2 separate regions of the Homo sapiens genome follow, and region 1 is linked to region 2. Evidence: chromatin loops called from intact Hi-C (ENCODE). Cell type or tissue: right lobe of liver. All regions are shown on one strand. Each heading gives the region's core, and the rest is flanking DNA. Links, peaks and the distances in the headings are about the cores only. Region 1 holds the start of SLC17A1 (solute carrier family 17 member 1). Region 2 has its middle 17 kb from the start of SLC17A3.

Region 1 (9,085 bases), core at 506-8,505, 60 kb before region 2:
AACACATACAGAAATGTTTATAGTAGATTTATTCAAAATAGCAGAATGTTTGGAAAGAATGGACATATCATGGTATGTTAATACAATGCATATTACTCAGAAATAAAAGGAAAGAACTACTTATACACAACAATTTGGATAAATCTGGATGAATTTCAACAAAAACATGTTCAGTTAAAGAAGCTAGATACCAGACAGTATATACTATAGGAATCTAGTTTTATGAAGTTCAAAAACAGGCAAAGTTAATCTATATGGCCCCCTCCATCTCCAAAATCAGCAATGGGAACCTACTTTATGTTGAATCCCTCTCACACTTTGAATCTAGCTACTCTGCCTCTGACCTGTACAACCAGATTTAAAGGGCTCATGTGATTAGATCTCTCCTAACTGCATAATTTCGCTATTTAAGATTAACTGATTTGGGACCATAATACATCTGCAAAACCCCTTGAAGCAGCACCTAGCTTAATGTTTGCTTAAATAACTGGGAGAAAGTGTGTATACACCAGGGGCTGGGAATCTTGAGAGAAAACTTAGAATTCTGCCTACTACAGTCCACCATCTGGCCCTTAAAGACTCATGTTCATTTCACGTGCAAAACATATTCACCCATTTCAAGCTTCCCAAATTCTTCATCTTATTACATTATCAGCTCAAGTTCAAAACCTCATCAAAATCTCATAGCACAAAGTCCAAAATCTCATCATCTAAATCAGGTGTGGAAGAGGGGCCTATGATTAATCCCTCCTAGGGCACAATTTCTATCTGTGGGCTTGTGAAACTAAAGAGACAAGTTATATGCCCCTAACACTTTTACCACGTAATGGTGGAACAGGTGTAGGATAAAGCTATAGACATTCCAGTTCCAAGGTGGGAAAAATAGAGGAGAAAAGGAGTCATCGATCCATAAAGGTTCTGAAGTTCAGCCAGGCCAATGTTGGATTTTTCATAAGGTCTGGAGATAATTCTTGTGGCTCTTGGCTCCACCCTCTGGGCTTTGGGCTGTATCCTCTGTGCTCATTGTTCCACCCAAGAATAAAACAGGGGCCAGGGAGCTTGGGTGCCATCTTGGAATTCTGTCTACTGCACATTCATAGTTAACTAAGAATTTTTTATTGCAAATAAATATTAATATCATAAATAAATAGATTTTTTATATCTATTGAGATAATCATACTGTTTTCCTCTTTCAATTAATTTGTGTGGAGTGACATGTATACATTTTCTAACATTAAGTTACTCTTTTATTTTAAGAATAAACCTGACTTAGTGTTGGTGGTTGCTTTTTTAATGTTTTTATAAATTCTTAGATTTGTTTTGTTCTGTTAATATTTTATTTAGGATTTGGTGTCTTTATAATTTTCATAAGACTATTTTGCTTTATATATTGGAAGCTATTTTATTAGATAATAAATATTTTACATCATCTTACCGAATTGAATTTTATATCATTTTGCAACATTCTTATAGAATCGTTTGAACTAGCAAAAGACTGTAAACAAATTAGATGTTTATAAATCAGTGACCATTTAAATAAATTATAATATATCCATCCATACCAAAGTCATTTGCAGCTATAAAAATGCTAAGGAAAATCTCTGCCAAAAATTGTGGAATACTCTTTAGATAAACTGTTAAATGAAAAAAAGCATTAGTACCCAACAAATAGTTGGCTAGTTTTCTGGCCAACTGAGCTTCCGTTGTTAAAAGATAAGAATATTAGATAAAATATGCTTAAAATAAACCATTTTTTTAAAAGCATGGGTGATCTAAGAGGAAAGATGAAATATTCAGGCCAAGGGCTTAGTGAAGATGGGGGCCTCAAAACATAAGTTGGGCCTTGAAGTCAGATGTTTCACTGTGGACTTTTGATCTTGGGATTTTTGGCCTTCCATGATATGGGGACAACAGGAATCAAATACCAAGGTCCTAGCGATGCGATAGTGTATAGTAGGAGACCCTCTCCTAAAATGCTTGGATGTCAAAGATTTACATGGTTCAATGGAGGATGAACACATTGCCCCCTTATCTTGTCAGTGGACTGCCAAGAAATTTTGTGCCATATGAACTTAAGAGCTGAATAGAAGGGGGTAAAAGAATACCCCTGAGAAATTTAATCATCAGCCAGCCCTTCCTTTGATTTGCTGCCTAAACTCAGTATCATAGGGAAGTGAATGGATCTAGAAAGCTATCAGAAACTTTGTAAACACACCTGCAGGAGTCTCTACATGGTAAAAGGGAAGTCATTGTCACCATGTCAGAGAAGGGCTCATTGTCTTAGTCATTTAGGGGTATGCTTTTGAGTTTTACTCATTTCTCTCCTCCACATTGCTCCAGGAAGTCCATGAATTATGTCTAAACAAGTTTTAAGTTAAAAAGAAGACCACAGGGGGAATTCTAAAGTGTTTGGGATTGAGTAATAAGAATACCGCATATCAAACTCATGGACAGAGTAAAATGTGCATCTGTAAATATATTTATCAAAAAAGAAAGAATTTAAACACTTGGAAACTGAGCAAAGGAACAAACCCAAAAAGTCTAAAAGGAATTAAATGCATAAGGGCAGAAATGAATAATATATAGAAAAAAACATATATATATAAACTTTGAATGCAGATTAAATGGACAACTTAAACAATCAAAATAATTAAGTATCAAAGTTGATACAAGAAGAAATACATAATTTAATATACAGTAACTTTTTCATAAGTTGAAAAAGTATACAATCTATCGCTCATCTCCTTTTCTGGGATTTTGTCCCCTATGACATTGACACAACGCTAAACCAATAGCAGTAATCCTTTATTGTCATTACACTACCCTGCCTAAAATAAACAGCTTCTCTCAAAAAATATTCAGTACACATTCAGCTGTTGATGTCCAAGAATGCAGGGACTCAAGAACATTCATCCTGCCTTACTTCCACTTACAGATCTATCTCTCTTTCTCTTGGAGATGGAACCAAAATAGCCCAGTTTTTTCTGATATTTTCCACTAAATGATAAACTGACAAGTGCGCAAAAATGAAAATAAAGTGTAAGCCACCAGAGTATGTAGAATCTTTTTATTTAGGGCTTTTCTGGTGGAAAACCATAGTAGGACTGGTTTCTTCTACCTTCTTTTCTGAACATTTTTAAGACCCCATATGTATATCACAAAAATATTCTTCCACATGGAATCTGTGATGTAATATTTAAGAAAAAGAACACCTGTTTAATGGAACAGAATAAAGTGCTACCTTTTTTGGGAGGCAACCGGTTATCCATTTGCATACACGGCTGAAGTTGCTTCTCTTCTTGCTGAAGGGTTTTGCCTCCACCCACTGTGAGTGCAAAACACGTTGATGTCAGCATAATGTAGAGAGGCAACTGACCAAACACTACCCAGTACTCCTCTCTGATTTAAAACCGCTTCCAAGGATAACTTGCTCCATCACAGCAGTGCCCATTCACCTCCATTATGTGCTTCCCTTGATATTTATTTTACTTTTGTGATTGTTTTGGTTGATTAAAAATATATGGAAGACCTGAAAACTACAGAGAACAAACAAATAACCCTGCCAATCCAGAATTCTAAATCCGTGATAATATTCCTCCAAAGTGAGAAATGGAAAGAATTCATTGCCAGTAGACCTGCCCTGTAAGGAACACTAAAAGAAGCCTTTCAGGCAGAAGGAGATTGCTATAGGTCAGAAACTCGGCAGTATGAAAAGAAAGGAAGAATGTCAGAAAAGGAGTAAGCAAAGGTAAAACAAATTCCTTTTTTCCCCCTGTATCTTAATAGAGCTGGAAGATACTATCTGCTTATTGATAAGATCAACTCAAGCAGAGGCTAATCATTCGTTACACGTCCACATGCCCCTGTCCGTATCTTCAGTTTCCGTGGATAGAGCAGCCACTGATGCAAAGCTTTATGGCAGGAAGCTCAGTGGAGAATCAGAATGGAGCAGTCTCCTATCAGGCAACCCCTTACCATCAGAATTCAGCACCAATATGTGCTGGTCAGGTTAGACCTCAGGATTTTACCATATCAGATTATATGATACCTAGTGCCCCAAAGATACCAAAGTCCTGAGATTGGATTTGCAAAATATTTTTGAATAAGCAATTTGTCAACCATCATTATCACACATTGGAACCTCTTCTGGGGCTGCTGTTTATTTCAATACATATATACATACACACCAAATGCACACACAAACCACCCATACGTATGCACCACATACATACATACAACATAAACACATGGTACAAACTCCCCTTATGTTCTCCACACATACACTCCAGACACATAGCAAACCAAACATATAAATACGTTACAATACTGCATCCTCAAAACGGAAGTACAAACTACAAACACCACACACATAACCACACACACACATAAATGATGGGCACAGATGCACCAGGCGTACACAGTGTGCCACACACATTACAGACACAGCACACCACAGCTATACAAGCATCACACACTGTACAACACATACTTCTCTTTCCTTGTGTCCCTGTGAACCTCACACTGATTGCTAAAAATATGTTCTTTTTTCTCTTGTGAAAAGCCTCAGAAGATAGGGCATATTCCACCCCTCCCCACATTTTCCCCTATTGCTAAGTACTTTCAATAATATCTTTGCCAGGGAATGCCCCCTTACGGCCCTCTGGGGAATCAACTGATTGCTCATTTCATTTAATGAGCCCCGTAGACTAACCTGATTCGGGACAAAAAAGTGATTTCTTCTTCCGCTGTGAAGACTTTTCTCTCAACTTTACACAATATTGACTTTCTAGGATTACCAAGTTTAGCCCCATAAATCATTCACCAAATCTTTTGACATCACTGTGTCGAAGTTAAAAGCTTAATTTTTAACTTTACTGTTACCTTTTCCTTAAAGCTTCAGGGAAGGTGTGTGGGTCAAAATCATCCAGTGGACCAGAAACTGGGAATCTGCCAGTAATTTCATGGCATAATAAGCAGACACCCTTAGTCTCTCTCCCTGCCCAGGAGGTAGAGCTTGCCTGCCATAAGTGCTCTCAAGATTTCTCTATTAAGGATGGCTCTGAGTATACAATGCTGTTCTCACAGGAATGTTGTGGCTTTCTAAATGCCCCATAAATGCCATATTAAATTTTTACTCTTAATTCCCTTCCTTCCTTTCTTCCTCCTTTTCTTCCTTTTTTCTTTCTTTCTTCCTTCTCTTTCCCTTCTTCCTTCTCCCTCCTTCCTTGCTTTCCCTCCTTCCCTCACCCTGTCTCCTCCACACTCCTCTCTAAACAGTACATCTGTTTGACATTCAGCATACTCAGAAAGAGGTACATTTTATTGAGGCATGTCCTCTGGAAGGTGTGGCTTCTCTCATGGCTCTTCCTGCAATTACTGTAGGTTCTGGTTCATCCACTTGGTTATAGCAATATCCAGAAACATTAAAAAAAAAACATAGAGAGACAGGATCTCACACTGTCACCCAGGCTGGAGTGCTATGGTGCAATTATAGCTCAGTGCAGACTTGAACTCCTGAGCTCAAGGGATCCTTCCACTTCAGCCCCAAGTAGCTGGGATTACAGGTATGCAACACTGTACCCAGCTAATTGGTAGAGACAGGGTCTTGCTGTGTTGCCCAGGTTGATATCAAACTTCCTGCCACAAGCAATCCTTGTGCCTTGGCCTCCCAAGTGTTGGAATGACAGGCGTGAGCCGTCGTGCCTGGCCCCTAATACTTTTAACTTAGAACTCTTTGAAGGTAATCTACTAATTACTTAAAAATATCCAAGCACTAAAATCAGTGATTTTGCATTATAGGTAATTTATTTCATGCTTAACAAGTTTTTTTTTAATTTTTATCATGCTTTTAAAGTGCTCATTAAATGTTTGGCACATAGCAGATGCTCTGTAAATTCAACCAGTTATTTTTTTCCTCTAAAGAAATGTTGTAAATCTTTAACCCCTTTGCCCAGGAGACTTTGATGTTGTTATTCAGTTAGATTTTTTCTTTTTCAAAAGTCCAGATTCTGCTGGTCCTCTTCTGTGTGTTGCAGAATGTTTGTACTGTCCTGTTTCATGCTGGGCAATTTCTGGCATTTTCTGAAAGAGGAGCCCTTTTAGTGATTGAAACCCCTAGGTCAGCAGTTGTTCAAAGTCCATGTGTTAAATAATAACACTCCCATCTGCCATCAGTATCCCAGTTCTGGATACTGATTACCTGAAGGAGAACCATCTTTCTGTTTGCTGGCCCCAAAGCTTTCTGCTGCTCTGTGAGATTCTTTGAAATTGTTTCTTTTGGATTCTGTGTTTTATGTATTAAATTTTTAAATTTATCATTTTATTATGGAAATGTTTAAGCATACAAAAAAGTAGATCAGTTTAAGATAACTGTGTACATATTCACCCACTTCAATAATTATCAATATTTGGCCATTTGAGTTTTCATTTGGCCTTTTGAATGTTATCAACAACATTCAATGGTTGTTTTTTGTAGCATTTTAAAGCAGATCTCAGACATTATGTCATTTCTTCTATAAAACATTCAGCATGGCTATCTAATTCATTAGGACCTTAAAAGATATAACTAACATGGTATCAGCACATCTAGTAAATAAACAATAATCCCTTAACATCACCTAATATCCAACCTTTATGACAATTTTCCCAATTGCTTCAAAATTGTGTCCTTTATATTTGCTTGATTTAAGTGAGGATTTGAATAGGATCCACATAATGGCGCTTAATTGTTACGGCTGTCATGTCTCTTATTTTATAATAATCCCCTCTCCCAGTTTACATTTGCCATTACTTAAAAACAACAACAATAAAACAGGATCCCTTGCAGAGTGTCTCTCCTAATTGGTTTGGCTAATAGCTCGCTTTTAGGATTATTTGATATATTTTTGTATTTCCTTACATCCTGCAAACCGTGAGGTTTATATAGAGGCTTGGTTAGATTCAGCACAAAAACAATTCACAGGGATATGGGATGATACAGGGTACTATCGCTCCGTGTTGGGAGGCACATAATAGCAGGTTGTCTCACTTTTAGTGGTAGTAAGATTAATCAGTAGTTTCAGATATTCTTAGCCTGACTTATTAATAAAGTTTTCACCAACATTTCACCTATGGCTTTTAGCTACAGTTAGTAAATGTTGCCTAGATCTATCATTTGATTAGAAGTTATAAAATGGGCCGGGCGCGGTGGCTCATGCCTGTAATCCCAGCACTTTGGGAGGCCGAGGCGGGTGCATCACAAGGTCAGGAGATCGAGATCATCCTGGCTAACACGGTGAAACCCCGTCTCTACTAATAATACAAAAAATTAGCCGGGCATGGTGGCAGGCGCCTGTAGTCCCAGGTACTCGGGAGGCTGAGGCAGGAGAATGGCATGAACCCGGGAAGCGGAGCTTGCAGTGAGCAGAGATTGCGCCATTGCACTCCAGCCTGGGTGACAGAGCGAGACTCCGTCTCGAAAAAAAAAAAAAAAAAGAAGTTATAAAATAGTGATTTTCTAATTCTATCATGTCTCCTTCATTTATGAGCTAGAATTTTTTTATAAAAAAGGAAATTTACTTTATCAAACATTTGGTAAGCTGGAAATACAGATTTAATAGGAAAGTTACCATAGTTACTTGATAAAGTTCTAAAATAAGTTAGTGTCTTAGCAAAAATGACCAAGTACTATTATGACCTCATGGATTTTATTTGATGTTTTACAGTCTATTGCAGTTCTTATTCCTTTTCGATGCTCCAATTGTTCCTTCTTTGGTCAGTGGGAGTCCCTTCAAGCTGATTTCCATGTCATTATGATATGACTCTTGTGGTCTTGAATAGCTTTCTTGTCTTCCAACACACAAAAAACTTTCCAGCTTCCTCTTATATATTTTCTTTTTTTTCTTTTCTATTATCAGATCTGGGCTTTCTTAGGAAGTGCTGGCTCCTTTCAGCAGGAAATAATGTTTAGAGACCACACTCTGAACACTAAGTGCTCATTGTTCCTGGCTCTCACTGCTTTTAGATGTTTTCAGTGGAAGAACTTGAAAAGGGTATTTTTTTGAAAAGAAATTATAATTTTTTCCTTGTATTTCTAATTCAAATTTAGGATTAGGGCTATTCTCAAAATTCCTTTGATTTTATAGTCTTACATATTTCTCTTTTGTTGAATATCTTTGTTCCCAATGAATATACTTTTTTGCTTTATTATAGCATGCCTGTATTAACATGAAAATAATACTAATAGGATTGCCAAAATCAACTGCTGCCTTCCCCAGAAACAGATCCTGAGATGAAGATTAATGTTAAAGTGATGTAATGGTATTTTCGGGAAAACAAACCAACAACAAAAATAGTAAGGAGGTTGGGAAGTGGGCAGGGAAAGAAAGGAGACCAAACAAGGGTACAAAAACAAGCCAAGTCTGGAGGAAGGTAATTTTGGACTAATGCTACAAGAGAGCAGTGGGAACAGTGTAGTCTGCACCTCAGATTCATCCTAACCAAAGGTACAGAAGTTAGAGTATTTATATGCCAGTATCCATCAGTGGTTGGCTACAGGGTATCAGGTTTTGAAGGGAAGGCATGGGTTAAAGAAAGACATACACACACACACACACACACACACACACAGAGAGAGAGAGAGAGAGAGAGAGAGAGAGACTGGCTTAACAGCAAATGCTGGCTTTATGTCCAGCATTAGACCTACAGATGTGGGAGACCAGCTTAATGTCAGGGCCCACCGCTGCTTAAAGACTGGGGCAATTTATAGCTCTGGGCAGGAGGGATCTGGCAGGGGCGCGGCCTAATGCCTGGGAAAATGTTGATTACGTGTTCCCAGGATGAGGCCGTTCTAGCCCTTTTTCCGGCTGAATGTGGTGTTCTTTGCACTTTCACACTTTCTCCCAGCAGAATATGATAAGAGGCAGGCTGTTTCTTATGGCCCAAACCCCCATGGAATGTTTCACTTTGACCAAGGTCTGAGAAATGGCGGTGGGGGAGGCTTACAAAGTGGTGTAGTTTGGACTAACATTCTTGCCTTCTACTTTAATATAAAAGGGAAAGGGGTGTTGTTGACTATCTGGTTGCTTCCTGCTGAACAGGGGCTCTG
Region 2 (9,085 bases), core at 586-8,585:
TATCAGAATTGCATTGAATTTTTAGATTAATATAGATGACAGACATTTGTATAGACTTGTGATTTGCCATTTAAGAAGCTAGATGCTTTGAGGTATGAAAACTCTTTTTGTACTTCTTTAAAGCTTTATGGTGTTCTTCATGGGGCTTTACACATTTCATGGAGCTTATTTTAAGTTATTTTTCTTGCTTATTAACATATCTGTGTATAAATATAATGCAAGACTGTTACATTATATTTTTAACTGCTTTTCTATGAATGAATGCTATTGATATTTGTGTTATAATACTGTATTTGGCTGCTTTGCTAAATTTTATCATTTCAGTTTTCCAGGTTTTCCTCTAGGATTTTCCAGGTAGACAGTAATCTGTCAAGCAGGTAAGTAGTTTCTAAGCAGCAGCACAGGGGCAGCTGCTAGGCTAGCTTGCCACATTTTTACATATTTAGCCAGGAAGGAGACAATGAATCCAAATGTTAGACAGTTTGTCTTAATCAGTTTGGGCTGCCATGAAAAATTACTATAGGCTTAAAAAATAGAAATGTATTTCTCACAGTTCCAGAGGCTGAGAAATCCAAGATCAAGGCACCAGGAGATCCACTGTCTGCTGAGGACCCACCTCCTGACTTGCAAATGGCCGTCTTCTCCCTGTATCCCCACATGGCAGAGAGCAGAAAAAGAGAGAGAAAGCAAGCTCTCTCTTGTTTTATAAGGATGCTAATCCCATTCATGAGCTCTCCATTATCATGGCCTATTTACCTCCCAAAAGCCTCACCTCCTAATTCTATCACAATTGAGGTTGAGGTTTCAATATCTGAATTAGGAGAGAACAAACATTCAGTCCATAGCACAGTTTATGCAAAACTGTTTTGCATAATAGCAAAAACAGTTTTTTTGCAAATAGCAAAAACAAAATCAACATGATGTTACATCCCTGTTTGACTAGTTCCAAAAGAAGACATGAAACTGGAAGGGCCAAATGACAAATGACACAAGAGGTGGGCTGTTCTGTCATTGAGGAGCCAACTCCACACTACAGCCATGCAATTTTATAGCCTGCGTCTACCCAAAGGGCACATGTAGAAAGTCCTATGCCTCACTGGAACCAGAGAAGTGATAGATGAGAAACTACCTCACAGCAGCTTCCCACAATAGAAGTAACTTCCATCTAGTTGGGGAGGCTGATGATAAGTGGCCTTGTGACAATTCCTCACAAAACTGCCTCTTCACATATAAATATAATATAATTATAATTATAATATGATATATTACAGGGAATTCTGCCATACAGGGGATTCTGGGAGGATCACAGGGCATTCTACCATAATGGATCAGAGTGCAACTGAGTCTTGCCTGTGTGGCCTATGTGCAGATCTGCAAAGTTGCCAGGGTGCCATAGAAGAGCCACTGTCCTCCACAAATCATATGATTATTTTACTCTGTTTGTTTCAGTAATTAAACCTCTTCTCTAAATACATTATATAATAGTCTGAAGTGATGATTTAAAATAGTGATAATAGTAGACTTGAATTTCTCAGATATAATACACATTTTTCTTTGATATATATTTCTGCCATGTTACTAACAGGCTTTAATTAAAAATAAGTATAAAATATTAGCATCTACCTACCCATTTAGCAACTAGTAGATGCATATGGTTCTTTTCTCCTTTAATTTGTGTCATGAATTCCATTTATAGTTTTTATCATTAGCAACAATAGAAGCCATAATAATGGAAAAATATCCTGAAAATGCTGTGGCAAAACATTTTTCAATCTAGAATTCTATGCACTGCTAAACTACAACTATAGGATGGAGTAAAATAAAGACATATAGACAAAGACTGAAAAATTTTACAACTCACAGAAAGACACTTAAGTTAATGTATAGTAAAAGAAAATATTTTCACCATTTGGATTTCAGAAATCTAAAAGTTTTATAACACACTGTTAGAACATAAGGAAATGAGCAATGAAATAAATTATTGATAGATGTGTAATTTGTTGCAGCCGTCTGTGAAGAGCAATTTAGAAGTGTCCATTAATATTTAAACACAGATACTTTTGACCCGCAAATTCAACCAAGAGATTTTCACCTGTAGTTACACTTGCACTGGTGTGGGCTGAAGTATATGCAAGAATATTCATTGCTACATTGTTAATAGCAAAGAAAGAAATCAATAATATAAAACATATAGCATTTAATATGGTGAACACCCTGTTAAGAGTGCTTTACATATGTTAACTCATTTATTAACTCTCCCAACAATCCTCTGAGGCCAGAACAATTATCATCCCACATGACAGATGAGGAAACTGAGGAGCAAAGCTGTTAAATAATGTGGCAGGCACTGTTATGTGTCTTTTACCTCTTGTGGAAAAGACAGTCTTATATGTTGACAAACCCATTTTTCTTTTCCTGAGCTACTGGACTGCTCATTCCCATCATCCTTTGAAGTCACCTTCTATGCCTCCACTGAACAGCCTGCATTAGATGGTGATGCCAGTAGGAAATAAACATTTGCTTTCTTAAACCTCTGAGATTTTGTACAGTTTACTTGTTAACACTGTAAAGTCTAGCTTACTCTGACTCATTCAGAAATTGGTACCAGAGGTGGAGTACTACCTTAACAAAAAACTAAAATAATTCTCCTGTCATTGCTCCATGAAAAAATCATGGGGGCAGTGAAGATAATGCAGTATGAACTGTATTTCAGTGAGGATGGGGCACAAACTGGATGCAGACAAGTAACAGCCAATTAGTTTTCAAGGGTAATGTGGCATGTTTCACTTCTTTGTTGTCTGGGCCAAACTCCATTTTAAGATCCCTACTTCTTTATTCACCTGTATGTACTTTAAAAAGAGCTCTAAAAGCAAAAAACTCAGTTTTCAAGCCTCCTTGCAACTAATGTGGTCTTGATGCACATTTCTGGCCAGGAACACATAAGGATTTTCTGATTTGAGAGTTGATGTGAACTCTGGATATGCACCCAATGATTATGAAACAAAAAAATGAGGAGGGAAGTCAAAAGACTTGGCATAGGTGTATTAGCCTAGAGGTGACAGATAAACTGAAAATCTCAGTGGCTTACAAAAATAAAGATGTATATCTTGTTCACACTACATTCATTGAGATTGGCTGTAGCCCTTCTCCATGTCATCTTCCTGTCAAGATCTAGGTCAGTAAGGTGGATTCTATGTGGAAGATGGGTGGTTGCATTATGGAGAGAAAATAAATAATTTGGTGAGCCATGAACTGATGGTAAAAGTTTATTGTGGATGTGACTCATGTGACTTCTATTCACATTTTATTGACCAAAGTAAGTCATATAGATATGCCTGATGCCAATTGCCTAGGAAAGTATCACCATCCCAGAAGGAAGGGCAGAGATATTTGTAATTAAAAATACAATTCATCACAATCCAAACTTCTGATCACAAATATTCAGTTCATGCTCCTTTCCACACACAAAATATATTCAATGGGTGCCCCTCTCCCACTCCAAGAAAGAAAACCCAAAAGTCCTATCCAGTCACAGCATCAGCACTGAAGTGCAGGATCTCATGACAATCTCTGCGTAAGTCTGGATTTGGGTCCTTTTGTTCTGAAACCAATAAAATGACGTCTGCCCCACCTCTACTCTACCGCACAACCGCATGTACAACAGTGGAACAGGAATAGGATAGCTACAAAAATAGGAAACAGAAAATACTCACTTGTTGGAGGAAATTATGAAATCATCCAGGGCAGATATTGTAAAGTTTTTCTACACTGGATGTGTACTGACTGATTCCTTGCTTAGTCCATAGTTCTTCACCCTCAGAACAGCTCGTTGTTTTCCATGGCCTTTGGCTCCACCTTCTGGGGAATCTTTTCTTTTCCATTATTCCTTTTGGCCACATTTGAAGAGGACATTGGATATGCCCCTCCTTAGGAACTGAGCATCTTTCACTGTCCATCTTCTGCCAAAAAAATTGAAAATAAATAAAATTTAAAAATTGGTATACCAGGGTAAACCAATATATTTTTTGAGTCCTGAAGTTATGGTCTCCTTTAGTCCAGACTGATTTGTACAACTCTCAAGGCCCTTTACATTGCCTTGCTTACAACCAACTTTGCATGCTAACTTTACTTGCCACCCCTCCCTTCCCAATTAATTTGAAGATGTGCTCTTCTCTCTTCAAATCTTTCTCTCGACTTAATTTTGGGCACTTCAAGCCTATCAGATTCCCATGGGAAAGCCATGTTCTTTGTCTCATTTTTCTGAGCCATTTTATTGAATCAAAAGTATTTACTAGATACTATCTTAATTCAGAGGTTTGAACAACAAACATGAACAACCTCATTGTTTTGACTTTAGTTCTTGTCATGAGAATGACTTTTAACAAGTTTTTTGTTTCTTAAGTCATTTCTCAATTGAGATGAAGTTTTTTTCTTCCAAACCTAAAAGTCTAGATATTCTGAAACTGGCCAATTATTTTTGGGCCTCCTATATTTTTGGAGAACTTTGTCAAATGCAACCAATAGTAACAAAGGCACACTACTAACAGCCAATATCTCAACCACTTCACCCAAAGCAAGAAGCTCATTAGATATATTATCAGCTTTCCAAGTTGCTTTGGGCAAAAGTTTAATGTATTTCAAAGGTTATGCTTCTAGCCTCCAAAATTTTTTTTCCTTTGCCTCCTGATAAGTCCTGAAACCAACACTACACGCATTTTGGACTTTTGTTTGTTCGTTTGTTTCTCTTGTGGTAGCATTTGACTTCCAGTACTAATTTTTTTTAAACCAGTCAGAACAGGGTAGGTTATGCTGCAGTAGCAAATAATCCCCCAAATCTCAATAGTTTACAAGAACCTCCTTCATTCTACATATGCAATGGACAGCTGTTGCTCTGTTCCACATCATCTTCACAATAGCACTGGATTGATAGGACAGCTTCCATCTAGAACATAATAAGTCTCATGACAGAAAAGAGAGAGCATTGAAAAAGTTTTTGACTGGAAATGACACATCATTTTGGCTCAAATTACAGTAGTCAAATTAAACCACATAAACAATTTTGATATTAATGAAGAAGGGAAATATAATCCTTCCTCAAGAGAGGGGAAGAAAATATCTGTGTACAAATCATTGGTGGATCAAAAAGTAGAGCGAGCTTCGATCCTTGTTGTCATCATTATATCACTGCCTTACTTTTGAGCTGTCTAAACCAGTGTTTCCAGTTCATGAGTTCAGCTATTCTAATTTACTACTTAACTCACATGTTAAGGTTTTGGTTTTCTTCAGTGACAGTAATTATCAGGTTTCTTTACACATCTCATGCATAACTGTTTGGTCTATTCCTATTCACTCTTTTTGCTATTATAGTCATCATTTCTATTATTTCTTCTTGTGTTCACTTATCTGAAAATATGAGGATGGCTATTTGAATTTCCTTAACTCATGGTAGATTGTTTCCACATTTGCTTTATAATTTCTGATGGTGAGAACATAGTAAATGGAAATTTACTTGAGGGTGCTCTAATGGCTAGGAATTTAGCGATTAACACTTTTGAGATGATTTCTGTTTGTTTCTGCTAAGTATCACCAAACTAACTATTTTTGTGTTCATTTCATGGCTTTCCAGGTCATGTACATATTGTACATTTGAATCCTAAAACAAAGCAAGTACAAACTGGTATTTATGCACTCTCAACATGGGCTAACAGAGAAAACCTATCTTGTCTCCCAGTCCCAATAAACATATGTTTTCTAGTTTACCTGCCACTGCAGCTATGGCTTTTTGTGCATCCTGGCTTTATGCAGAGTGACAAGGGGGAAAAGAGACTCATTGAGGAAATTTTAACTGTAATGTCAAATAAAGAAGGACATTAGATTGGTACATGTAACTAGAAAAAAATATGTTTTATTCTCTTGAGTTGTTGGCATGATGTTTTTTAAAGTAGGGTGATACATGATGGACATTGTGTGATAAGAGTTGGTTTTGACTTGACAATGTAGCTGAATGTAATTCAGGATAGGAAATATAATAGTCAGTTACCTCTATTTCTATTGTGTAGGATGACCTTGGAAGTAGCAGTCATGACCAATTTTAGAAAAATTATAAGATAATAATAAAAAAGACTTGAAGGGAAAGAAGCCATCTTTCTGCCCTCAAATAGATTCATAGCAGCAAAGGCAAATATAGGAGAAGTGGGCCAATGAAGATGAAGTCAGGAATGCTTTGATGTGCCTCCAATCTCCTCTTCAGTAAGACTAGCCATGCCTATCTTTAACCATTGTCTTAGTCCCTTTCATGCTGCTATAACAAAATATCACAGACTGTATAATTTATGAATAAAAGAAATTTATTTATCACAGTTCTGGAGGCTGGAAGTCCAAGATGAATGTGCTGGCAGGATTGGTGTCTGGTGAAGGCCAGGTCTCTGCTTCCAAGATAGTGCTTTGTTGCTGCATTCTCCAAAGGGAAAAAACACTGTCCTTACGTGGAAGGGCAAGAGGGCCAAACTCACTCCCTCAAACCCTTTGGTAAGGACACCTAATCCTATTTATGTGGGTGGAGCCCTCATTACCTAATTATTTCCCAAAAGGTCCCACTTCTCAATACCACCACCATAAGGATTAAGTTTAACGTGAATTTTGAAGGGAACACCATCATTCAAACTAAAGCAACCATAAGCTTGTTTTTAATTGTTTTTGTTTTTTGGACAAAGAGCAAAAATCCATTCTTTTTTTTAAATTTTATTTTATTTTTTTTTTGAGACGGAGTTTCACTCTTTTTGCCCAGGCTGGAGTGCAATGGCCCGATCTCAGCTCACCGCAACCTCCGCCTCCCGGGTTAAAGCGATTCTCCTGCCTCAGCCTCCCGAGTAGCTGGGATTACAGGCATGGGCCACCACACCCGGTTAAGTTTCTGTTTTTAGTAGAGACGGGGTTTCTCCATGTTGGTCAGGCTGGTCTCGAACTCCTGACCTCAGGTGATCCGCCCGCCTCGGCCTCCCAAAGTGTTGGAATTACAGGCATGAGCCACTGCGCCTAGCCAAAAATCCATTCTTTTACTGGATTTCAAGCTTCCTCTTTACCTAGCCCTTATTCTTCGTATGTTTTCTGATGACAAACTAAGATTAAGAACAAGGTTCACGTCTTCATAAAGTGAAGAGTGATGATGTGTCAGCACGAAGGGCCAAGTTTATTTTATTGGCTATCATGCTGGGATTGGGGTTTTCATTGTATCAAGTTAAAGGTTGTGTCTTACATATGTCAGGCATATATGATGCCTCAGGCAGAAAGCCACATTGAACCAACTTCAGGAAAGAAAGCAACTGGGTTAGGGAGCTCACCAAACAGAAAGAACAATGGATGTAGCAAGAACAGCTCCAGACATCTCATGGTCTAGAATTCAAGATTTTAATCTCATTCTCTTCCTCCCCCTTTCCTTCCTCTCCCTTCTTTTTTCCCCTTCTTTTTCTCCCTCTCATTCTCTCTCCTTTCCTTTTTCTTTCTCTACTCTTTCCTCACTCATGACCCCAAACGGCTCTAATTTCTGCTGTTTTCTTGCCCATCACGTTCCTTCAGTTAGTCTTTTCTAGGAGAGAAAAGCCCTTTGCCTGGCAGTCTGGAGTGTCATCCTTATATCTTTACTATAAGAGAAGAAGAGGTATTTGGGTTCAGCCTCCAGATCAGAGAATCTCCTGAAGGACTTTTATTGGCTTAACTCTGGTCACTTCCCTAATTCTTGAACATATCATCCCAGCTGATGGAGGTAGAGTTCTCCCATTGGCCAAGCTTGTAGGAACCTTTGGTAACTTGGAGGGCTCTAAGACCATAAAACAAGAGTTTTCCAAAGCACTAATTATGTCTCACTAGTGAAATCAATTTGAATTGATATGAACAATATATTTTTTAAATGAGATATATAATAGGATAAATCAAGGCCTTATTCAATAAAATTAAAAATTTCAGAGTGTATTTCACTCTGAAATAAAGGTAACTGTTTTGTAAGTATTCTATTTTATTTATATGTGTTTGTGTTTCTGAGTATGTCCTGAGTTGCACGATAATACTATATTTCTTATTGGGTAACATTGTCAGAAAAGTTTCTAAAAACTTTCTCTGCTGCACTTATTTTATACATTTTATTTATGTTAATAATCTCACATTTAACACACTTATGATTTATTCTCAACAGAAAAAGGTGGTATTTCTTTCATTTAGTCTTTTAAAAAGCTCACATTATCAAATGATTGCTCAATCATTTAATCTCTTTGCTTCTCTTATATGCATTGATTTAATAAATATGTATACTAGTTTCTCCATCGATTCTTTAGATTTGAAACTTATTTTCCTTTTATTCTTACAAAACTGACTTGTCTATAGGCCCACTTCTACTTCCTTTATTCTATCATCTTCCTCAACTTATTCTGTGGTCAAAGAATGGAGAAATAATATTAATAATATGTTTTTCTCATCAATGACTTCCACCTGTTCTCTGAGAAATTCAGCTTCAAGAACTTTAGTTTGATATGACTGCAAAGATAATACACAGTCTAAATCATAAAAATGTCTCAAAGGTTTTTTTTTTATTTGTTTCTTTGAAATATCCATGAACAGGCATGTTTCTCCCCTGTAGTGCAATTTGTGTGAAATTCTGGCATGCACTTAAGAGGATGTCCTAAAATACCAATATTTAATTGATTCTAAGTCATGTATTGTATCACATTTTTGCCCATGGATTGTTGAAATCCATGGACAAAACTGATAGCATTTTAGAACTTCCTTTGTCTAGTGGCAGTCTTGATATATTCACACTATCTATTGACAAAAAATCTAAAGCACCAGGCTCAAAGCTTGTAGAGTAGGTGTCAGTGATTTGGAGGACATCTCTAGGGCAATAGTAGAGGCATTTTTAACCCCTAACAACTAAATGATCATCAGAAGTGAGTGATATCCTCACTCATGACCCCAACTGCTCTAATTTCTATTGTTTTCTTGCAGAAATGAGAGCAGGTGGGGTCATGGGTGAGGAATGAGGTGTTGAAAGTGAATGGGGTGTTGAAAGCAAGGTGTTTAGCAGTGTTCTGAAAGC

What was found. Peaks named below come from ENCODE experiments on the same cell type or tissue, not always from the same donor. Only the 100,000 strongest peaks of a DNase experiment are listed, where the experiment ranks them.
Region 1: a loop joins it to region 2, with 2.6 times the contacts of the local background. A loop is called at or near these places in 3 of 110 quality-filtered maps.

What each region holds. Positions count from the first base shown.
Region 1 is chr6:25,827,283-25,836,367 of GRCh38, forward strand. It overlaps SLC17A1 (solute carrier family 17 member 1), which reads right to left and starts at 4,770. Exons shown (of 13, transcript NM_005074.5): 1 at 4,712-4,770; 2 at 3,242-3,325. The coding sequence starts at 3,275. It overlaps LOC124901285 (a long non-coding RNA gene), which reads left to right and starts at 8,872. Exons shown (of 2, transcript XR_007059518.1): 1 at 8,872-9,085. In right lobe of liver, for the core only: a CTCF peak has its summit at 4,659; a DNase peak (open chromatin) is centred at 4,959; H3K4me3 peaks cover 1,938 bases; H3K27ac peaks cover 2,649 bases.
Region 2 is chr6:25,886,793-25,895,877 of GRCh38, forward strand. No RefSeq gene overlaps it. Among named protein-coding and RNA genes, the nearest start is that of SLC17A3, 17 kb to the left of the region's middle. In right lobe of liver, for the core only: a CTCF peak has its summit at 3,865 (motif pointing left); no DNase peak of the experiment used is centred there.